Linked DNA regions of Homo sapiens: all the other regions are linked to region 1. Evidence: chromatin loops called from intact Hi-C (ENCODE). Cell type or tissue: heart right ventricle. All regions are shown on one strand. Region 1 overlaps LOC124907966 (a long non-coding RNA gene). Region 2 has its middle 160 kb from the start of INO80D-AS1. Region 3 has its middle 220 kb from the start of PARD3B.

What was found. Hi-C counts contacts between places; a loop is a spot of excess contacts. Peaks named below come from ENCODE experiments on the same cell type or tissue, not always from the same donor. Only the 100,000 strongest peaks of a DNase experiment are listed, where the experiment ranks them.
Region 2: a loop joins it to region 1, with 5 times the contacts of the local background. A loop is called at or near these places in 16 of 110 quality-filtered maps.
Region 3: it touches region 1 in a loop (2.8-fold over the local background); 15 of 110 quality-filtered maps call a loop at or near these places.

What each region holds. Positions count from the first base shown.
Region 1 is chr2:204,141,427-204,149,426 of GRCh38, forward strand. It overlaps LOC124907966 (a long non-coding RNA gene), which reads right to left. Exons shown (of 2, transcript XR_007088054.1): 2 at 3,796-4,033. Among named protein-coding and RNA genes, the nearest start is that of ICOS, 210 kb to the left of the region's middle. In heart right ventricle, no CTCF peak of the experiment used is centred here; a DNase peak (open chromatin) is centred at 3,995; H3K4me3 peaks cover 855 bases; H3K27ac peaks cover 873 bases.
Region 2 is chr2:205,922,710-205,930,709 of GRCh38, forward strand. No RefSeq gene overlaps it. Among named protein-coding and RNA genes, the nearest start is that of INO80D-AS1, 160 kb to the right of the region's middle. In heart right ventricle, CTCF peaks have their summits at 3,306 (motif pointing left) and 3,511; a DNase peak (open chromatin) is centred at 3,292; H3K4me3 peaks cover 677 bases; H3K27ac peaks cover 293 bases; H3K27me3 peaks cover 4,716 bases.
Region 3 is chr2:204,321,540-204,329,539 of GRCh38, forward strand. No RefSeq gene overlaps it. Among named protein-coding and RNA genes, the nearest start is that of PARD3B, 220 kb to the right of the region's middle. RefSeq lists an enhancer at 98-1,297. In heart right ventricle, CTCF peaks have their summits at 4,041 (motif pointing right) and 4,240; DNase peaks (open chromatin) are centred at 582 and 4,062; H3K27ac peaks cover 2,639 bases; H3K27me3 peaks cover 585 bases.

The DNA of each region.
Region 1 (8,000 bases):
ATAGGTTATATAATTCTCTGTATGTAATTTTTTTGTTGTTGCTTTCATTTTTTCTTCCTCTCTATCTCTATATGTTTCTTTGAAAGACACATTTAAGGTGGAAAGTTAAACTAATAGCTGCTATTAAATTCAAAAAGAAATGTCATCATGTATTTTATCTTAAATTCTTCTTAGAATAAAGTAAAGCACTTGAGTAATTAGTTGGTCAATCATGTTGCTTCTTACAGAAGAGTCATTGTGGAACATCAAAGAAGAAAATATCTTTAGCTCTGGTTTTGTAGAAGATATAATATTGTTTCTCAAATTAAATGCTTCTTAAAGCAAATCTTTTAAAAAGCAAATGGCATATTACCTTATTTTGGTAAGCTAAGAGATAAAGGTAACTACAAAATGTATAAATCATTTCTGTTTGCTGTCCCCAAAGCTTCTTGTTCATCTATAAAATTTCCCAGTCTGCCTTTGGACATTGTGTTCCTTAGTTAGCCAAATCAGACAGCGCTCCTTTCTTCCTTTGTAAGCAACACTCCTATGGCAGATTTTGGTAGGGAGCCTCTTCTTCAGCCATGGGAATTGACACAGTGTAATGGAAAGAAGAGGCTCTGAAACCAGATGGGCACAGGTTCAAATCCTGTTCCTGCCACTTATAGCAGGAACCTTGGGCAGGTTGCTAAGCTTTCCTTAGCCTCAGTTCTGTCTAAAGTCAAATAGGGGTCAAATAGGGGTAATAGTACCTGCTGGCCTCCTCCACCTCAGCCACCACACCAAGTCCTGTTTATCAGGCCCCTCTCAATAGACACACATCTGCCCCCCCGCTGCCATTCCTTCCTGGCTCTACTGAATTCAGCCCACCATTTTCTCTCACTGGAATTACCACACAGCCTTCCCTCTGATCTCTGCTTCAGTTCTTGCCCTCCCCCATCCATCCTCCATATTGTGGTCAAAGTGAGCTTGCTGAAACACAACTGAATCGTGTTACTTCTCCTCCACTACATATTCTTTACTGACTTGGTAAAGACCCATTGTCATGACCCTGGGACCAAGTCCAAGCCCCTTCATACATACCAGAAAGCCCTTCTCCATCTGGCCCTGCCTATTCTGCCTGGCTCTCTCACCAACCCCAACTCACTCCAGGTTCAGCCACAGTGAATTCTCCTTTTCAGGGAACCTGTCAGACTCTGTTTCCAAATGGAGGCTTTGCCTAGATTTCTGTCTGTCTAGAACACCCCTCCTCCCTGATCCTCTGCTGAAGTCTCACCATTCTTACACCCTGCTCAGATATGTCACTTTCTTCAGAAGAACTACCTCGGGGTTCCCTACCACCTTCCCCACCGCTGCCCCCAAGATCCGTGAGAGAGTTTTTCTCCTGTGAGTTTCCTTAACACCTTGCACTGTCATGAGCCTATTTACCTCTTGTCTCTCCCACTAGCCGTGGGCTCCATGAGGGAGAAACAAGGTTTTCCACATTTTGACATCTTCAGGGCTCGGCTCAGTTGCCTCATAGAAATTGCTTTAAAAATATAAACTAAATGGAAACATGAGTTGATGAATATATTTCAGGGTTTTGTGTGGATTAAATGAGATAAAATAGAAAAATTACTGGAAATATTGCATTCACTCAATAAATTATAATCATTATTATTACTATTACTATTGCTACTATGGTTATTAATACTATTGCATAATATCGTACTGCTTTTAGATATGATTGTGTCTTCTGCCTATTGAAACACATGAGCAAATGTCTCGAGGGCTTTGGACAATTTTTACTCCAGATATATGATGAAAACTGCTATAGGCGATGGTTTTGTTAGGTCTTTGAAAAATTGTGCCCCTACCTCCAGTTCCTTTATTTTCTGGTTTGAGTGCCTCTTGCAACCTTTTAGAAATAAGTGGGTTTATTCATTGTAACATGCACTTTTGCCAGTTGGTTTTCTTCTATGTAACCCCTTGCGTCCCTATTCAACAGAGGCTAGTAATTACCATAGCAACCGCAGCATGTGGTGTCTATGCGCTCTCAGAAACAAAGCACATGCTTTAAAAAAAATTGCGCACACACACACACATTAATTTGTAACATGAAATTCTGTTTCATGGTGTTTATGAAGGAGAACCACGCCTCCCAGTAAACCGATTCACCTTCCTCACTAGACCCAGGGCTCAAACTGCTGTTCCCTCTTCTCCCCACCCCCGACCCCACGGCACTCCCTAAGTACATATTGATTCATTTTAAAAATGAAATTTTTGTGCAATGGGAAAAAAGCATGGAAAGGATTCAGTTTCAGTGGGAAGGTACAAAGGTCAGTGAGAGGGTGCACAGCCCCATATAGCGGTTGTTTCTGTCTGAATGATGATTATACTACCAAGGGGATTCATTAAAATGGAGCCTATTGCTGTTACACTGAATGAGGCGCTCCATAAATTCTGCTGTGAGCTTGTCAGGGGCTAAGTCCATATGTAATGCTTAAATACAGCGCCCGCATCTGCATGCTGGGGTTTGCACCCCAACCCTCCTCTGCCTCCTCAAATGCTGGCTGTAGCACATACTCACTCCAGCCCAATCAAGAACCCAGGACCTGAAATCCTGTGCGTAACGCAGAAATTGAGAATTCCCATTGCCGTGTTTCCAGCAAGACATGAGGTTTTAGAATGCGACAGAATCACGAGGTGGACTCTGGTTCTGGGTCCCAGGAGGGGACCAAGAAGGCTTTAGTTATATGAAAGGAAATATCTCGGACCCCCCAAATCACTAAGCTGAAAGGAAAATTCAAGATGGAAACTGCTCTGGGCAAACCTGCCTCCCATTCTATTCAAAGTCATCCCTCTGGTCACTGAGATAGCTGCATATTCTAATGGTGTCTTTGGGAAAAGCTTATCAGAAACTCAAAAGAATGCAACCATTTGTCTCTCACCTACCTGTGACCTGGAAGCCCCCCTCTCTGCTTTGAGTTGTCCCTGCCTTTCTGGACAGAACTGATGTACTACTTACATATGTTGACTGATGTCTCATGTCTCCCTAAAATGTATAAAACCAAGCGGTTCCCCGACCACCTTGGGCACATGTCATCAGGACTTCCTGAGGCTGTGTCACGGGCTCACAGGGCACGCATCCTCAACCTTAGCAAAGTAAACTTTGTAAATTAAATGAGACCAGTCTCAGCTTTTCTGGGTTTACAGTTAGAGCAATTTCAGGCTGTGTGTTATTGTGACCTCTCCACACCATCCACTTAAGAAAGAGGGTGGAAGCATGTGGCAGGGAGTGTTCAGGGTACGGATGACTCTTGGTGTCATTAGTCATGAGCACAGGCAAGTGACAGAGGGTGAACTCTTTCTGGTCAGCCTTCTTAGGTCACCTGAAGAGAGAAGAAATCCTGAGCAGAAACCCTGCTTCAACCAGACCTTTTTTTTCAGTTGTTGTTTAAACCCAGTCAGTGGGAAGCCTCTTTATGAGTTCTGTAGTTGAAACTCTGAGTTTTTTTTTTTTTAATTGCTTTGGTCTAAGGAAAAAAATAATACATTCTAGTGAGAGGCTTCGCAGGGCCCCAGAACTATCTGAAACTTTCTGTTCTGCAAGGAATTTGGTTAGGCGGCCTTCTCGAATACCAGGGCATTCTCTCTCAGAAAATGGAGCTCAACAAGAACTGAGGGCAGGCCAGGGCGGGAGTGGGTTGGCAGCTGTATGCTATTCAGCTTTTACCAAGTATTGGGTGAAATGCACGAAATTTAAACGGGAATTCCTGTTTGCTATTTCCCTGCTTGGCTGGAGGAGGTACTGACACAGGTATCAGATAACTGATATTGAAACAAGAATTCACAATTTTTATTGACAACTTGGAAAAGTCAACTGGAGACACACAGTTCTCTTGGAAGCCACTTCCTTTGACCTTCCTGACCCAGTGTCTCCAAAAGCAGGTGAGGATGAGGCTTCTCTTTGTCCAGGTGGGGACACGGTCTCTCCCGCCCCTCCGGCGGCCTTGTAGAAGATAGCCACTAGAGGGCGCCTTTCGCCCAGCCATGGCTCCAAGCGCTAAACCTGCTTCATAGGAGAGCACATTAAGCTGAGAAGGAGGCAAGTCAGTGACGTGGGGAATTATTATGCACAGTTCATTTCCTTATAATTTAACTCTCAGAGTAACAAAAGCATAATGTATAGCCTAGTTTTCGGGTCTGATTTACAACAGTTTAAACTAAAAGATGATTTCTGCCTCACCCACCCCCCTTCTAATCACTTCTGCTATCAGCAACGGAGAATTTTGTATTTCATCACGCGCTGCGTCCTCCTAGGGACACAGATCTGAGAAGAGGAAATTTTAAAACAGGGTTCCTGCAGCAGAGATGGATGCAAATTTTCACTTTCTGCTTCAAATTTCATTATGGCCTTGCTAGTTAAAAAACAAAAGAAGAAACAAAACTTTACGCCTTTATTATGGTTGTTTGGTTAGTATCCCTCACTACTTTTAAACACCCGGAAGTCCAAATGGGGCAAAACAGTTTTGTTCCCAAAGGGCTTATGGAGTCAGTTTCAAACCCAGAGGTAAAAGGAGTGAGCTTGCCGCCCCTCCCCGGCCCGTCTCCCCAGTGGTTCCCTCTGACCCACCCTCCAGCGGCTGACCCTTTTTTTCCTTCTCCCCAGCCCTTCCCTGTAGATTCCAGCCTACTTTGAAGTCTCCTTCCTCCGGCTCCTTGAGCACTTACTGACTCTACCAGCAATTTAGCATTGTGTATCTGCTGTCTCGTTCACTAATTGCTTCATATGTGTATTTTTTCTTCTCCCCAAGGAAAAAGAAATAACATTTTTTTGAGTGCCTACTTTGTCTAAGGCTTTTGGCTAAGGGTATTGCCTGTGATTTCCTTTAATCTTTTAAGCAACCCTATGCCTTAGATGCAATTGATTTCATTTTACAGATGAGGACACTGAGTCAGAGAGGCTAAATCACTTACACAAGGTTACATTACAAATAAAAGTCAGGATTGAAACGCAGGTGCCTCTTGCTGTTATATCATTCTGATACCCACTTTGATGGTAAACAAGGTGAGTGTCTCACCCTTCCACACTTTCAACACCAAGCAGAATGATAGGTTGATATAAAAGGAGAGAAAAAATCATTCACTGAGGTGCTCAAAATTGTTTCCATCTGTTGATTAGGGTTGGCAAGTGAGTAATCAAGTGGCACCCATAAGAGAACAATGGTTTTTTTTAAATAAATATCTGGTGCCTCCCAGAACAACTCTCAGGGCACTGGGCTGCTACAAAAGCATTCGAGCAGGAAGATAAAGCCCCCGAATAAAGTCAGTGAGGAGATGGTCTCTAAAGACCCGGTGGAACCTATAAACCAGGATGCTCGTACTCATCTCTGGTTGACTCTGCACTTTAGGAAGGAAGGGAAATTGGGGGCAGAGGAATGTTGATTCCTAACCTCTGAGACCACACTAGTAAAACATATGGAACCGATAAGGAAATTATCATAGTCCCTAAAGAGTGGTTTTAAGAACTCAGAATTTCATTGCATTTGGGGACTAAAAACACAAAAAAGGAAGCATCTTAGGGTTTCATGTTTATCTTATTTTTGAATTAAATGTTTTTCCAGCTTTATTGAGGTATACTTGACAATAAAAACATATATATTTACAGTATAAAGGTGATGTTTTGGTATATGTATACATTGTTTAATAATCACCACAATCAAACTAATTAACATAGTCATCACCTGGCATACTTACCATTTTTTGTGTGTGGCAAGAACATTTAAGATCTATTAGAAATTTTCAAGTATACATTATTTTTAAACTGAAATTTTATTTTTTTTATTTATTTATTTATTTATTTATTTATTTTTGAGACACAGTCTTGCTCTGTCACCCAGGCTGGAGTGCAGTGGTAAAATCTCAGCTCACTGCTACCTCTGCCTCCCAGGTTCAAGTGATTCTCCTGCCTCAACCTCCCTAGTAGCTGAGATTATAGGCGCCCACAGTCACACCTGGCTAATTTTTGTATTTTCAGTAAAGACGAGGTTCTACCAGTTTGGCCAGGCTGGTCTCGAACTCCTGACCTCAAGTTATCCGCCTGTCCTGACCTCCCAAAGTGCTAGGATTACAGGCTTGAGCCACTGTGCCCGGCCTAGTATACATTATTATTAACTATAGACACCATGCTGTATGACAGATCTCCAGAACTTCTTTATCCTAACTGAAACTTTGTACCCTTTGACCAATGACTCCTCATTTCCTCCCCACCTCCCAACCCCTGGCAACCACCTCCCTGCTTCTATGCGTTTGACTTTTTTAGATGCCACATATAAGTGAGATCCTGCAATATTTTCCTTTCTGTGCTGGCTTATTTCACCTAGCACAGTACCCTGCAGGTTTACCTATGTTGTTATAAATGTCAGAATTTCCCTCTTTTATAAGGCTGAATAGTATTCCACTGTGTGTGTGCACATGTGTGTATCATATTTTCTTTATCCATTCATCTGTTTATAGACACTTAGGTTGAGTCCATACCTTGGCTATTGTGAGTAGTACTGAGATAAACATGGGATTACAGACACATCTCTTTGAAATACTGATTTCGTTTCCTTTAGACTGATACCCAGAAGTGGAATTGCTAGATCATATGGTAGTTCCATTTTCAAAATTTTGAGGAGCCCTTCCATATTGTTTTTCACAATGGCTGTACGAATTTACAGTCCTGCCAACAATGTACAGAGCTTCCCATTTCTCCACTCCCGTGCCAACACTTATCTTTTGTCTTTTTGATAATAGTCATTCTACCTGGTGTTGAGATGATATCTCATTGCATATCAATTTGCATTTCTCTGATGATGAGTGATATTGAGCATTTTTTCATATATGTGTTAACCATTTGTATATCTTCTTTAGAAAAACGTCTATTCAGGTCCTTTACACATTTTAAAATAGGGTTGTTTCAGTCATTTAAGTTCCTTATCTATTGTGGATATTAACTCCTTATCAGATACGTGGTTTTCAAATACTCTTTCCCATTCCATAGGCTGCCTCTTTACTCTGTTGATTGTTTCTCTTGCTGGGCAGAAGCTTTTTAAGTTTCAGGATACAAAATTAATATGTAAAAATTAGTAGCATTTCATATACTATCAATGAACGATCTGAAAATCTAAAAAAAAATCTCATTTGCAATAGTATAAAAACTATTCAGAAATAAATTTAACCAAGGAGGTAAAAGATCTGTACACCGACCAGTATAAGACATTAATGAAGGAAATGAAGAAGACACAAATAAATGGAAAGATATCCTGTGTTCATGGATTGAAAGAACTAATAATGTTAAAATGTTCACATTACCCAATCCGTAGCAATCTACAGATTCAATGCTGTCCCTATCAAAATTCCAATGGCATTTTTCACAGAAATTTTCCTAAAATTCATATGGAACTAAAAGAGACCCCCCAAAGAGCCAAAGCAATCTTGAGCAAAAAGAACAAAGCTGGGAAGCATCACAATACCTGATTTCAAATTATACCACAAAGTTATAGTAAGCAAAATGGCATGGTACCAGCATAAAAATAGACTCATGGACAAATAGAAGAAAATAGAGAGCCGAGAAATCAATCTCTGCATTTATGGCCAATTGATCTTCAACAAGAACACCAATAAGACACAGTAGGGAGATGATAGTTTCTTCAATAAATGTTGTTGGGAAAATCGGATATCCATGAAGAAGAATAAAACTGGAACTTTATCTCACACCATATAGAAAAATCAACTCAAAATTGATTAAAGACTTAGATGTAAGACCTGAAACAATAAACGACCAGAAGAAAAGATAGGGCAAACGCTTCTTGATATTAGTCTGGGCAATGATGTTTTGGATATGACCCCAAAAGCACAGGCAACAAAAGCAAAAATAGACAAGTAGGATAGCATTAAACACATCTTGGGGGTTTTGACTGTTAAGATTGCCAAGAAGCTAACTAATGCCTAACTTTAAGGGTATCCCAAGAGCTGCATGATCACAGCACTCTGCA
Region 2 (8,000 bases), 1.8 Mb after region 1:
GGTGATCTGCCCACCTCAGCCTCCCAAAGTGCTGGGATTACGGGCATGAGCCACTGCACCTGGCCATAACCTGTTTAATTTTTAAACAGAAAAAAAAAATGAAAAGAGAGAGAGACAGTTAAGGTCTTTTTTTTTCTTTTGAACAGCAAAGTACTCAACCAGGGAATGCTCTCTGCCCCCACATCATCCATCATATGATGCTGCACGTTTTCTGAGACCACCAACTGTGTATGAGTGTGGAATTTTTCCCTCAAGGAAAGTGGCTGAAACTCAGTCACATGAGACTCCTATAACTGTGCTGGACAGAGCTGAGGAAAGATGGAAAGACACTCTGGGGAATGCTCTGCCTGGTGGGAGGGAAGGCGAGATGACCCAAGGGTGCTGAGCTCTTCAAGCCTCACATCTCTGATTCCATACACAGCATCCTGGAAGGGACACATCTCACCCAGCAGGTACACCATGGAAGGCATCCAAGGTCCCATGGGCCTTGGGGACCGGGCACCACTTTAAGGCATGTCTGGCTCCTCACCAGCATGGCGGGCCCTGCTGACTGAGGCATAGGGAGGCCACACGGGCTTCTGCCTGGCACAGCCAGGACCACCCTAGGCACCAGGATGCTCAGAGCCCACCCCTTGGCATGCTGCCCAAGCTGATGGATTGCATCCTGTCAGGATATTGATCCTGATGAACTAGGAGACCCTTGGCTATGATTAAATGAACCTGAGCATAAAAAAAGTCATGAGCTATAGATGATACCCTGCCACTTGGGAGACATTGCCAGAAAATCAACTCCAAACAGCTCTAATGGAATGTGATCGAGACTTTAAGCATCTAGGGAGCGGGGTGAGAGGAAGTTCTTCACAGCCAGAGATGCCTTCCAGAGTCTGGAAGGCCCATTCACTCGGCCTGCAAACCCTGAGTCTGTGTGCCTACGGGCAGTGCTTGAGTCCTTCCAGACCCAAGGCTGAGCCCGAAGAAACGGAAGGGCCCCTCAATAGCTTCCAGCCATGGGAAAGACTTGTGCAGAAGTGGATAGGGAGGTGGATAATGTGGCATGGCTCTTCGGTGGGATCTGAAAACCTGAATGAAGCTGCATCAATGCAGTTTTCAGGATGTGTCTTCACTGAGGGCAGGTTCTGCGTCTAACTCACCTTTCTCTTCCCCACATCAGATATTCCACCCGACAACACGCTTCCATTCTCACTGAACCCAGTGAAGCTAGTGGGCAGAGTCCAGTGCCCTCAGTCACTCAGTGTGCCTCCAGCTGACACCCCTGAGCATGTACTGTGTGCCAGGAAGACCTCGGAGCTCTGCCCTATGGAGCCCCCATGCTGGGAGGAAGAACAGGGAAAACACAGCGAGGCCACGGCTAGGAAAGTTACAATGCAGCGTGATGGACACAACGACAGAAGAGCCCCACTCCACACCCAGGCAGGGAGAGAGGTCAGCTGAGGAAGATTCTTGGGGGCCCAGTTGTGATTCTAGGAGAAGAGAGCGAGCTCCTGGGCCTGGGGGAGCGGGATGACAGCCACAGGGGTTAGAGCTTATAAGACTTGTGATTGGTTTTCTTCACAAAAATCACAACAGGATGAGAAGCAGAGGAGTGACACCATCACATCCACATTTAGCAAGTTCTTTTTTTTTTTTTTTAGATTGAGTCTTGCTCTGTCACCCAGACTGGAGTGCAGTGGTGTGATCTCTTCTCACTGCAACTTCTGCCTCCCAGCTCAAGTGATTCTCCTGCCCCAGCCTCCCGAGTAGCTGGGATTACAGGTGCATGCCACCACACCCAGCTGATTTAGCAAGTTCTTTCTGACTGCATTTGGGGACGGGATGGAAGGATGGCAGAGGGAGGAGCCTGGAGGCAAGGAAAGCAGGTGGGGGGTGCCCACCTGGGGGGCTGTGGGGAGGTGGGGAAGGGGTACAGATGGAAAGCTCTGTATTGACTGTATTCCCTACTGGCTGTGAGGAATAAAGGAGGAGAAGGAGGCAAGGGTGGCGCCCTGGGTCTGCCTTGGAAGCCTGGTAGCAAATGGTATCATGGGTGAGGTAGGAAATTCAGGAGCAGGGCAATGGAGAAGAAAACTGCACCAACTCAGGTCAGAGCATGCTGAGCTTGAAATACTCCCGGGAGGACTCTGTGGAATGGCGCCGTGGGCGGCTGACCTCTGGATCCAGAGCCCTGGACAGAGGCGGGAAGTGGGCCGGGATCTAGGAACCAGCAGGGGAAGCTGACACCTGGTAGTCAATGTTCTCCAGAGAAAGCACACGGGGTTATTTAAAACAAGCACCACAGCAAAAGAATAAATTGGTATGGCTAAAACCCAGGAAACACCCACGTTTAAGAAAAAGTAGAAAGGGAAAAAAAATCCACAAAGGAGACGTTTTAAAAGCCTGAGAAAGAGAATAAAAACCAGGAGAGACTGATGGCATGAAAACAAAGGGGGCCGGGCGCGGTGGCTCACGCCTGTAATCCTAGCACTTTGGGAGCCCGAGGCGAACGGATCGCTTGAGCCCAGGAGTTTGAGATCAGCCTGTGCAACATGATGAAACCCCATCTCTACCAAAAATACAAAAATTTGCTAGTTGGTAGGCCACTTGGGAGGCTGAGGTGGGACGATCGCTGGAGCCCAGGAGGTCAAGGCTGCAGTGAGCCGTGATCACACCACTGCACTCCAGCCTGGGCGGCAGAATGTAAGACCCTGTTGAAAAGAGAGAGAGACCTCAAGGACATTGAGTCTGATTTGATCTTCACAGCAGCGTTATCGTTCCCATTTTACAGAGAAAAGCTGAGGTCCAGAGAGCCAAGGAGATTAAGCAACCTGCACACTCTCTTACTTTAGAAAACAGGCTCACGTCATCTTCCCATAGCTGCCTCCCACGGGCTCTTAAGTAAGTCCCTTCCTTCCCTTCCTTCCTTCCCTTCCTTCCCTTTCTTTCTTTCTTTCATAGAAACCTCCTCTTCGTGGTAAAAATAAGTAACCGGGATAGAGTATTCCACACTAATGTTAAGAAATGAACTGAAGAGATTTCAGGCCTTGGGGGAAGACCAACATTTGTTTAAATCCTTCAGGCCAGCCCCAGCCCATGCCCTCCACAATCCTGGAGGCTCATCCCTGACAGGTCTACAGGGGTGAGAGTCTGAGAGAAGGGTGGAAACACGGTAGCCCGAGAGACACCCAGAGGGCTGTGTGGGCTACGCGACTTCCCGCGTGGGTGGAGGGGTCGGGCAGGGTCCCTCCCGGTCCGGGGCCGCTTCTCGAGACAGCCGGGCATCCTCCCTCCCGTGAGCGAGCCTGGAGCGCCACCTAGTGCCCGCCAGCAACATGAACACACGCCAAGGAGCGCTGCCAGCGACAGGAGCTGGGCTCCCGGTGTTTGCTCCGTGGTGCTTCTGTCCGAGAGACCCTGGAACATTCTCAAGTTGTGCGTCTCTCAAATCTTCAGTCTAGTGTGGCCAGTTCCGATGATCTGAAAGGTTTTCCAAAGAGATCTTCTGTGGCCTGAGCACCGGGAATGAGGACAACAGCGGGGAAAAATAACAACTACAAGAGTGACCAAAACCCTTAAAAGGCTGAGACAGATGGACAGCCCTGGAAGAGAAACCCAGTGTCTCAGGGAGAGCTAATAAAAAACTTAAAGAGAAGCAAACATCAACCTTGAAAGCAGCCGCCTTAAGCATTAATACCAGACATGCTGAGTGATATATCCGATGGACAAAATTATTTTCCCATGAAAAAAGGGAGAAGCGAGAGGAAAGGAAAGGGAAAAGACATATGCATGTCCATGAGGGAGTTTTTAAAGGGTAATAACAATACAGAAAGAGAAAAGTGCATGGTCCTTTGTAGAAATGGGGATGGGGCTGCTTGATTTAGGATTCACCTGATGTGGGAATGATGGAATTTCGCTCTGCACCCGGCATAAGAGTAAATCAGTCCTGAAATGTACCAGAGAAACCAACAAACACAACATTACCTTCTCCTGCATCTCTCATGGAAAGTGTCCCGAAGAGGCTCAGCAGAATGGAATTGAGCTGAGCTGCGATGAGAAGGCATATACACTATAAAGAAACATTCTATATAGAAGCAATCAATCCAAGGTGATTCATGCAATCAGCCAGTCAGAGGTGTAAATCCCACGGGGTGCATGAGGTATGCCACAGCCTGGATGCCTATTTTCTGGGGGCAATGAATGAATGGATTTCTCCCTCCTTCCCAGGCTCCAGTGCTTTTAGCAATTGGCACTGTGGCAGGATTTATACCATGGTTCTTGTAAATTGTACCTTCTCTCTCTCCTTTTCAAAGATTTCTTTCAATAAAATGCAGATGGAATTGTTGGAGAGCTGCTTTTCATGTGTTTATAGGTTACTTCTGCTCGGTTGCTTGTGCAGGTGCGTGTCTCTAGGCCTCTTTGTTTTTTATTTTCTCTGCCTATTAGGGAAATGGAAACATATGGATTCCTTGTTTGGGCCCAGCGGACCTTATAGAATAGGATCCCTGTTGCCTTCCTCACACATCTTCCTGTAATCACATGTCTCTGAATTAGCCTCTTAATCTCCCAGTGGAAAAGCCGTAATACAGGGAAATACAATAAAATGCATATGCATTCTGAATGCCAAAGCATTTACAAAGTAGATGGGAATGTGGTCATTTATACAACTGTGTAAGGACAGTCTTAGCTGGCATTGGTTACAATATGAATAAAGAAGTAGACATTCAAAATGGCAGACATATCTGGTGGTCCAGCAAGCTAATATTTTCAAGTCTAGCTAGGAGAAAAGAAAAAATAGTACTGAAGTGCAAAGAAACTGGAGGCTTGGATTTGGATCTGAAACTCCAACATAATCATTTCCAGGTTACATGAGCAGTTTAATGCAGAGATTTCATGACTTTTCTTCACCTGGAAGATGAAGAATCTAGAAACATATGTGGAGTGTTCTCAGAAATGCATAGAAACAAATGGTGAAGGCCTGCTATAGGTAATATCCCCATGTTTTAATTCCCATTGTAAATAAAGATCCCATTTACTGAAGGCGGCATATGTTTTATTAATATGCCCCACTACGGCCCTTTAGGAAGAGGCAATAAGCAAATGTTCACCCAAGAGGCTGTCCACCATCCCCAGCAGAGTGCTTATTAAGACTAATAGGAACATACAGCATCTATGTTGCGAAAATTTCAGGAAAAGAAAAGCCCTCAGCTAGAGATGGTTGTTTTGCAGTCCTTCTTCCAAATCACTATAAGGACAGCCTGGCCTCATCAGGAAGGTGAGGAGGTAAAGCGCACAGACGACCATCTCCACCATGCCTGGACAAAAAGACAGATGTATCCTGTGAGGTCTCAAGCTGGCAGTGTTATGCGATTGGGAAGCCCCAAATGATGTACAGAGGTTCAGACCAAGATGCGGCTCAGTCCCCCTGTGCTTCTCTGAACCTTTTGGAAACACTGCCAAAGTGGCAGGTGATGAAGTCACACTCTGGAGCCCTGACAACAATGGCCCCTGACCATCTTCCTGATACGATGGGTGGGAAACCTGCTCTTCTTGATGGATAGATGAGACTCGGGTGGGGCAGTGACTTTCAGACCCTCACAACCCCTTCCCTAGACTGAACCTAGGATAGGAAGGTAGGAACCCCTCAGGAAGAATCTGAAGAGATTCATTGTGTGTAATGAATGATATTACTGCATCTGAAGACTGGAGAATCATTGTATGTAATGAATGATATGACTGATGGCACCTTTTTCTCAGACGAACAAAGAGCAAACAGGGAAAAGAACCACCCACAGTGTCTGCATGGAAAACTCTTACAAGTGACCCACATGACTTGAACTTGATTCTTCTCCTCTCCAATTCATGAATCCAATTCTATACTAGCTCCTTCTCTAAAGAGAGTAAACACCATTGTCGAGCAGTGAGGTCCTGACCAATGGATTGACCTGCTCCAGTTGTAGCCCGAGCTCAGCTTTGAATGCATAACCTCAGGCAGATTGTGTGACATTTTGAGCCTGTTTCCAAATCTGCAAAATGAGATGGTTGAGCAAGGTGATTTCTAAAATTGTTTTCAGTCTTAACATGTAGGACTCTACGTATTTTGTTGTTTTGATTTTTTAATTTATATATTTTTTATTTTCACAGACAGGGTCTCACTATGTTGCCCAGGCTGGTCTTGAACTCCAGGACTAAAGTGATCTGCCCACCCTGGCTTCCCAAAGTGCTGGGATTACAGGCGTGAGCCACCGTGCCTAGCCTTGGACTCTACGCATTAACAGTTAAATATTAACATTAACTCTTAGGATGTGCTGCCTGTGCCAGGCAAATAGGATACCCATGACTTAGGTGAGCCCAGAGGTGGTTTCCCGACAGAGCAGGGTTTGTCCCCCCACCCTTGTGTGGATTCCCCTTCTGACCCCTCAGCCCTCATTCAAGAGGTGGCTGGCCAGAAAAAAAAGGATTGCATGTGTTTTGTCGTGGAAGCATTTTCTCATTTGGTCTCTTATTGCCAGTAGGAAGATATAATAAATACTAATTAAAATAACTTGATGCAGCATTTTTCATCTTGACAAATAGCTTGTCCCCCATCTTTACACAAACAAATTAGAAAAAGCATATGAGGATATATGGCTCTAGACAGAGTAAAAGAACAGGAGCTATACCATGCACTTAGTATATGCCACCAGTTGTACAGTGAGCCTGTGACTGCAGCTATTTCAAATGTAATTACCTCAGTCACCCCCCACTGGGCAGGGACTCTTAAGGTCTGCTCAGCTTCTAGTGCATGGCTGGTGCTCAATAAATGACAAATGCAATTATAATAATTAATAATTCATATATTAATAATGCAATCCCTTTCCCGCGCTCAGTAATTGCCGCCAACAAGCCATGCACACACAGGAACTGGCACTGCCAGGCGCCCGGGAATTTCTCCACACTTCCATAAACCTGTGTCCAAAGGTCACCTTGAAGAGGCAATCACAGCCGCCTGTTAGTCTAACAAAGATGGCTGGTTTAAATGCTTCATTTTTTTCCTATCGCCTTCCCGTTTCAAATATTTACAGCTCTCTTCGAGACCCAGCCTTGAGAAATAAATGCCCTGTTGACACAGTTGATAGCAGTTGATAGCTGTGGAAGATCCTCCTTGTACTCCCAGGAGGCACTGCAGTCACCTCCTTTATCCCAAAACTGCAGAAAGTTCAAGGAATTGAAAGGTACACCCAGACTTGAGAGCCTTGAGGTGTAGACAGAGCCACTTATCTGGGGTGAATTGGTGAACTCGATTTGGCACATCCTCATCCCACAGTGAACAGATCGTTCATTTTGGAGACAGTCACAAAAATCAAAAGCTCAAGCAGGTTATTAATACCCTAGCAAGTCTTCCCAGAAGAGGGCTAATGCTGATTTATTTATCTCATCTGTGCTTTCTTTTTTCCTGGCATTCTTTGATTTTTCACAACGCAGGTAATTCTACTCTGATCAGAACTCACTCAAGTTGCCCAATGAATTTCAATTGCCAGTTTTAGTTTTCCAACTGGCCTCTCCTCCCCGGACATCCATGCGATTTCCAAACTGAGATTAAACCTCAGTGTTTCTGACTCCCCACAACCCCATCCCCCAAATCCATCTGCTCTTCCCCCAGTCCTTCCCGTTTTCTGTAGTAATAAGGCCATGGTCAGCAGGAAGGAAAGAGGCTGATGTCATCAGACAATCCTCTAATCCTTCTGGAGCCCAGAAATGACTGACCTTTTGTTATGCATAAAATCCACTCCTACATCCTAACTTAGAGGGACCGGAAGGCAAAGGAGTCCTTTAAACTGATTGTCTTGCTTCTTACAAATCATTTTTTCACATTATTTTGTCAGCTCTACTTTCTTTCAGGTTCCCAGTAAAACCAACTAAAATAACAGCTTCTGACTTCACCTTCAGAGGATAAAGTATATATAAAACCAACTTTCAGACGTAATTTTCTGGGTGTTGATTAGAGCACATTCATCAAGATAATGTTT
Region 3 (8,000 bases), 180 kb after region 1:
AGACTGGGTGGTCACCTATGTCTGGGCTTAGTAGTTAAAGTGCCGTGAGCGATTAGCAATATCTACTATGGACAAGGGAGAAGGGGAACGGTGACAAGGTTGCTATGTGTTTTCCAAGACCGCGCCTACTACCAGCAGTGTGGAGGAGGGCCCACATGGAAGAGATCATTGTCAGGGAGAGCGGGTGATCTACTAATCCATACAAGAGGTGACGGACATCTGGAGAGGTACAGTGCAGGAACCAGACTCATAGGAGATTTCAGAGGCGCAATCAGGAGGCTCTGCTGAATGAATTTAGTCATGGATGAGATCCAGGCACTAAGGGCATCTCTGGCAAGCGAGCAAATTTCAGATGAGGATCGCTTTATGGTATTGGAACCAAACCCACTTGGCCCCATATACACCTCAGAGAGGATAAGATGACTCGGCAGTTCTGGGAACTGCCAGGGCACATTCCACAATTCTTGCCACCGAATCACTTTCTGATGTCTGTGGCCTCAGCTGCTTAGCCCAGCAGTTCTTGTGATTTATTCTCCAGAGCAGCTCCCAGAAGTTGAAAATCCTCCTAGAGCCAAAAACAGGAAGCATCCCCCACTCACCTGGCCCAGGGTCCAGGAAGGAATATGTGTGCTCTGACACACCCATGGTGTAAGTTCCCATTATGTCAGCAGTGTTTACCATCTCCAGGCACTTCCTATGACATAGGAGCACCGCCAAATCTCTTCACCAGCAGAGGAAATGACTAACTCCAGGAAGTCATCCCTTCTCCCTCTATCCCCCCAACCAAAAATGGAGAGGCTGTTGGACTTTCACTAAAAATATCAACACCATCTAAAAATAAGGTTCATCAACTCTGCCCTTGCCCCAGAATTCCTGACCCGAGCTCCTCTGACATCACCACTGGCCCCTGTCAACAGAGCCTCTCAGAGCCACCTCCTAGCTGCCCTCTTAGCTTAAAGTTCATTTTGAAATCAATCCCCACCAGCCTTCCCACCAATGAGATCACGAATAATAGCTGGCCATGACTGTATCAAACAAGTGTTTTCCCAGGGGATGGAAGGTCTTCCAAAACTCTTCCACAAGCACACGCACCCAAGCGGGTTTATTTCCTGTCTGGTTGGCTTCCTCCAGGCTCATTACGGTTTCAAGGTCATTTTCCAGAAAAGGAAAGAGAGTGCAGGAGTGTGACCTTTAGCAGTCTCGGGTGGACATGCAGCGGCTGACCTGTAGGAGAGTCTAAATGAAGCCATTTGTTAGGAAGCCATTGACAAGCACTTGGGGTATTCAGTAGTGGCACTGTTCCTACTGATGGTTCCTGGGGCACTCAGCCTGCTGCAGAGCTTTCTATTCTGTCTTGAGCTAAGAGACCCCAGCTGAAAATTGGCATTTGCTTTGGCGGTGGTGGTCTTGGTTGTTCTCAACTGATCTAGAGGAGAGTTGGGAAGAAATACCTAATCTTTAGTCCAAAGGAGAAGGATGGGAGAAATAAGACATAATTCTAGATTCAGTTGTGGTTTTTTTTTTGAGTCCCCAGGCTGGAGTGCAGTGGCGCAATCTCAGCTCACTGCAAGCTCCACCTCCTGGGTTCACACCATTCTCCTGCCTCAGCCTCCCAAATAGCTGGGACTACAGGTGCCTGCCACCACACCTGGCTGATTTTTCTTTTTTGTATTTTTTAGTAGAGACAGGTTTTCACTGTGTTAGCCAGGATGGTCTCGATCTCCTGAACTCGTGATCCGCCTGCCTCGGCCTCCCAAAGTGCTGGGATTATAGGCGTAAGCCACCACGCCCGGCTAGATTCAGCTCTTAACTCCTATATTGCTGGAGGTTTCTCTAATGACTGAACTGACTTATTAGCTTTGCTCCCCAAACAAGGAGGCAAGAAAGTCTCAAATAGCAACCCTTCCTCCGAGAGGAAGTAGCACAGCATAGTGGATAAAAGCTTTGAAGTTAGGGTCTCTGGGGTTAAATTCTGTTCTTGTTACATACAGCTGTGTGACATTTTAGCACGTTATTAGGCTCTGTAAGACTCAAGTTTGTTTCTCAGACGTAGACTGGGGTTTGTTATGAGGATCAGTTAAATAAGAAATGAACAGTTTATACACAGTCAGTGCTCCATAGAGGTACCTACCTGTTTTCTTTATTGAGTGTCTTGCCTTGTGCTCGGTGTTCTTCTAGTGCTGGAGATTCTACAGAAAACAGGACAGACAAGGCCCAACCCAGAGTAGGACACAGAGGTAGCCATTTGTGGATGCTGAGTGGCTGGTTGGTGGAAATGGCATGTAAGCTCAGGAAATGAATTGAAAATAGGACTGGGTGGGGCAAGACAGTCTTTCATTGTTAGTCCTCACTCCAACATCCAAAGAGCTCTGGAGGAAGGAGAAGGAAACTGACATACAGAAACATCCAGGATGTGTGCACATGTGAGGCCACTCTGGTGGGATGGTTTCTTCTCAGAGCTCCCCATCAGCTTGAGCACGATCTCAGGAGGAGCCCAAGGGATGGGTTCAAGGATGGGGGGACACACAGTGGTCACTGCAAGTCTTGCCCCCAGCAACTTTGTAGGCAAGGGGACTCCAGCTATCTCCAAGGCACACCAAAAGCAGAGGAGGCTTGGCCATTATGTCTTCAAGGTGACCATGAGGAGGGAATTATGAATATCAGGAGGCAGCTTAGGAGACCAGAAGGTAGGTACAGAATGATGATAGTGACAGAGTTTATGAGGAAAGAAATACATTGTAAGTTTGTGGGTTCAAATGGAGCCATTGAACTGAATCCATTAGTAACTTTGGAGACCTTACTTAATTAGAAGTTAGCTTGGTTCTTCTGTGTGCCTCAAGCAGCATGGTGGGCAAAACTTTTTTGCTCTAAGGGTCTTCATAGTCCTTCTCTCTCCTCCACTCCGGAGCCAAGATAAGGATCACATGCTGTGATGTATTGTAGTACCTTCTCTCTCTCTCTCTCTCTCTCTCACACACACACACACACACCCATTCTTAAGCTCTTTTTTCCTCCAAATTAAATGTTTTCTTGGTCATTTGTATGACAACATTGCAGCTTGTATATTGTTGAATGTTTCTTTCTCATTTTGAGCAGCCACGATATGTTCAATTTGAAGTTGTACCTAGGGAAGCCCTGGCAGAAGACACAGGAGACGTACGGAATGAAGCAGGATTTAAGACAGACGACAACAATGGGTTGGGGGTTGGTTTGCGAGATACTACTCTCTTACTCAGTTGGTATGGCTCCAAAAGGCCTGGAAAGATGCCAGGAATGAGCAAAGACCCACCAAAATAAAACAAACAGACAACAAAACCCTACCATAAACAACGAGAAAACAAAAAAGACAGAAAAACAACCCATCAGGTTGTATGAGGTTGTAACGGAGTTCTGTCTATGAGATGCTTTCGGGGTGACCAGGGTACACTGGCTGTTCTTGTCTTCCACCCCAAGGCAAGTCAGCACCCCCTAGAGCCAAGGAAAACTCACCGGAAGCTGAGGGGGACAGCAGGGAGACAAGAGTGGGTGACTACCATATTACGTAGAGTGTCAGCTCCATGAAAACAAGGATTGCCTTTCTTGTTCAGTGAAAACCACAAGTGCTGGGGACATAGTAGCCTCTCAATAATTATCTGTTGAATGAATTTCATCATAATGTTGCTAACATTACCCTGCCATTCCTTCAATACCTTAAGTTGTGGATCTACTGTATGGGATAGGAATGTGTCATTTTTTTCTATCAACAAACACAGGGATTCATTTCAAATGTAGATTATCATTCTAGACTCTCACTGTGTTAATGCCTTTTCCTAACATTTGAGGGAAACAAATCCAGGTCACATATATCATGTTCTATTTCACAAATTCTAGTAAGGCTCAACAGTAGTGCATGTTATTATTACCTAACTTTAGAGTGGACCAATAGTATTTACAAAGCGGTATAGGATGTTACAGTCAAGGTTTCAGCCCTTTTCCTTGAAGCCAATTACACCCCAAGAGATTTTTTTTTGTTTTGGAGGGTCATGACAGAGGATATCCCCTAGGGGGCAGTGTGTGCATATGTTTCAACCAAGCAAGGAGCGCATTTCATGGCCCGAGGTAATTGCAAAGGCTACAGGAGATCGGGGAGTCTAAGACACGAATGCACTATATGAAGTTGTCCTTTAGGCAGAGCAGAGTGGAGGCGACCTGAAAGAATTGCTCAATAGAAAAAAACCTAGTGACACAGCAGAAAATTGGGGGATGGTAACTTTCAAGGCTCCAGCCACCTAAATGCTTAAGGTTCAACACAGGAATCATTTGACACGCTCCTTAACATTTGCTAAGGGGTTTTTAATATTTTTATTTATTACATTTTATATTTCATGTTTCTGACATCCATACAGAATTGTGTTTCATTTTCTTGTCTATTCTAGGTGGCAGTTCAAATTCAATTAAAGTTAACCAGTTTTAATTGAGTAATAATAGTTGATAATGTATTATTGAGTGCTTATAATGTTCTGAGTGTTTTACTTACATATTACTTTAGTTAACGTTTCCACATCACCATGAGGTGAGGACTGTTAATATTCTCACTTTACAGATGGGAAAACTGTGGCATAGAGAGTTTACACAACTTGCCCAAGCTTAATAGTCTGAGTCGAGGACACATTCTCTTAAATATTTTACTATGTCACCTCCCAAAGAAGTGCCTCTCTAACTTTTTAATTTAATTTAATTTTACTTTTGAGAAAGGTCTTGCTGTGTCACCCAGGCTGGAGGGAAGTGGTGCAATCTTGGCTCACTGCAGCCTGGACCTTCTGGGCTCAAGTGATTCTCCCACCTCAGCTTCCCAAGTATTAATAGCTGGGACTATAGGCATGTACCACCATGCCCGGCAAATTTGTTGTAGAGACGGGGTCTTACTATGCCCAGGCTGGCCTTGAACTCCTGGTCGCAAGTGATCCTCCCAACTCAGCCTCCCAAAGCACTGGGATAACAGGCCTGAGCCATGGTGCCCAGTTCCTCTCTAACTTTAATGAGTTCACATATCACTTTGAGACCTTGTTAAAATGCAGATTCTGATTCAGTAGATCTGGGTGGGGCCTGAGAGACTGTTTCTAACAAGCTGCAGGTGATGCCAATGCAGTTGGTCCGTGGACCACATTTTGAGTAGCAAGAACCTAAAAAGGAGTGTGTATTGAGGGTAGAGGGATGTGAGGATATAAAGATGTGCATGGCGTAGTCCCTCCACTCAAGCAGATTATATCTGCTAGAGAAGGTTAGGGCAACTACACAAGTGGTGTATATTATGAAAGAAAGTGTATGTCCAGGGCCACAGAGGCACAGAGCAACTCAATAGGTACTAAGTGAGGGACTTTCTTCTAGGATAGGACAATGCACTTCAGGAAGGACAAGCAGGATGAATGAGGTACAGTTCCTGCCTGTGAGTCGTTTGCAAGCTGGTGGGGCAAGGTCAACAGACACATAAATAACCCTAGTACGGGCGTAGGTTTTACAAAAGAGGCTGCCCAGGATAATTCTGGGAACAGGAAGGAGGGACAAAATGAGGGAGGTGAGCATTTCTTTTTCTTTCTTTTTTTTTTTTTTGAGATGGAGTCTTGCTCTGTCACCCAGGCTGGAGTGCAGTGGCGCCATCTCGACTCACTGCAAGCTCTGTCTCCCAGGTTCATGCCATTCTCCTGCCTCAGCCCCCTGAGTAACTGGGACTACAGGCACCCACCACCACACCAGGCTAATTTTTTTGTATTTTTAGTAGAGACGGGGTTTCACTGTGTTAGTCAGGTTGGTCTCAATCTCCTGACCTCATGATCCTCCCGCCTCGGCCTCCCAAAGTGTTGGCATTACAGGCATGAGCCACCGTGCCTGGACAAGCATTTCAATTGTGAATTGAATTAGAAAGCTCAAGGAACAGAGCTCTCATCTGGCTGCAGACCTGGAGAAAGGCCTCATGAAAGAGATGGGATTTGAGATAAACCATGAAAGACAGATGGGGTTTTGACAGTGCATAAGGAAGGATATTTCAGGGAGGAAAAACCAGTTTAATCCAAAGTTCTGAAATACAGAAGTACAAAGCAAATTTGGGGCTAAGGGCATAGTCTTATTTTCCTATCTAGACACCGTACGGAAGTTGTGCTGAAAACCATGCTTTAGAGCAATGATTCTCAATCCATATTGAAAAAAATCACTTAAGGAGTGAAAAAAAGATTTCGATGCTGGGGCCTCATCCCCAGAAATTCTGATTTCATGAATCTGAGTCAGAGGTGAGAATCCATATGTTTTTAAATCTCCTCATTTTTATTTAGATAATACGTATGTGCAGCCAGATTTGAGAACCATTACTCTAAGCAATGATTCTCAAATTGTGCTGCCTGGGTCAGCAGCCTCAGCATCACCTGGGAACATCTGGAAATGCAAATTCTCAGGTCCCACCCTGGACCTACCGAATCGGAAACTCTGGGGGCGGGGCCAAGAACCTCTCTTCTAACAAACCCTCCAGCGATTCTAATGCAAGTTCAAGTTTGAGAACCAATGTTCTAGAGCCTTGCTCCTCCAAGTATAGGCCACTGGAAGCTTACTACATGCATGGAATCCCAGGCCGCCCCTCAGGACTGTTGAATCAGAACTGCAGTTTAACAAGATCCCCAGGTGATGGGTGTGTACATTTAAGTTTGGGAAGCCTGGTGATTTTCAGGTGAGAAGTCTAAACTTTTTAAAGACAACAATGGGAAGCAGCTGAAAGTTATAAAGTGGTGGTATAACTGATGAGCGCCCCAGGAAGAACCAGTGGCTAACTGAATGTAAGATGGATTGAATAAAACAGATCCTGTACAATACACCTTAAAAATGGATCCTGCACGACGATCCTAGAAAGAAGTCCCAGAGAAAATCCCCTTGCCACTTACACTTCCAGGACCTTCTTCTCCTATTCTTTCCTTCTTCGAGGCTCCAGGAGAGAACAGTGCACTGGGGCCTCTTGCCTCGCTGCTTGGAGCTCCTTTGACGGTGGAATCTTGCCAGCCATTGATCCAACACTGGGAGTTATCGCGGCAGTGCAACTGCAGTCAGGCCTCAGCTCCAGCTTGTATAATATTTCTGATAATAAGAGAGCCTAAATGAAGCATCCTTTAAAAGGCCTTCACTGTTAATTTGGCACAGGGAAAAAAGCCAGCACATTATACTAGGTTTTCCAGTCATTCTGCCTGTGCTATATGGACTCTTTGAATAGATGTCCATAATGAGATTACTCAAAATGGAATTCATTACCTGACTTCGGATTTATTGCTTTTTAACTAGAAATATAAGGCTACACACACTCTGCTCCCAGCGTTAGTTGTGTGACTGCCCCGCTTCTCCATTCCAGAATGGGTACGGGAAAGCAGGGTGAAGAAAATGCCCAGGAAGCCTGGGGGTCGTGGACAGTAAGAATGGAGCAAACAATGTGCTTCATTAGGACGGGTGCATTGGAACCCCGGGCCTCTGCTGCTAAGTTCTGCTTCCACAGTCTCACCATGGGGATCACAAGCCAGTCACCTCCTCACTAGCATAATTGGAAAGACTCTAAGGGGCCCCGAAGTGCTGAAGTGCTGTAAATTAGCAGCGTTCAATTCTGATGAACATTAAAGGGAGTGTGCAGTTAATTCCTCCGCACATGCTGATCGCAAAGTCTTCCCACTGGGGGCTTTTGGCTTGGAGCGTTACAGGGCCATTTGTTCTGCATGGCTTCTCCACCAGGGCAAGGACCTCAAGGTGAGTTAATAGGCTTGGCTTCTCAGCACTTTATTTTAATCTGTATTTACCATCATCATATATATTTTAACAAACCTCTGGTGCATGGCATGCCATTGAGCACTGCACAAACTAGATAAGAGAGACGGGGCCCTGGTTTCACTGGCAGAGGGCGGCAACTACATTCAAGGGGGTAACTGAGAAATCCTGCCTTGTATGCTAGTTGGTGGCGCTCCCTAGTCGCCACTGGCTCTGCTGTCTGCCACATGTCT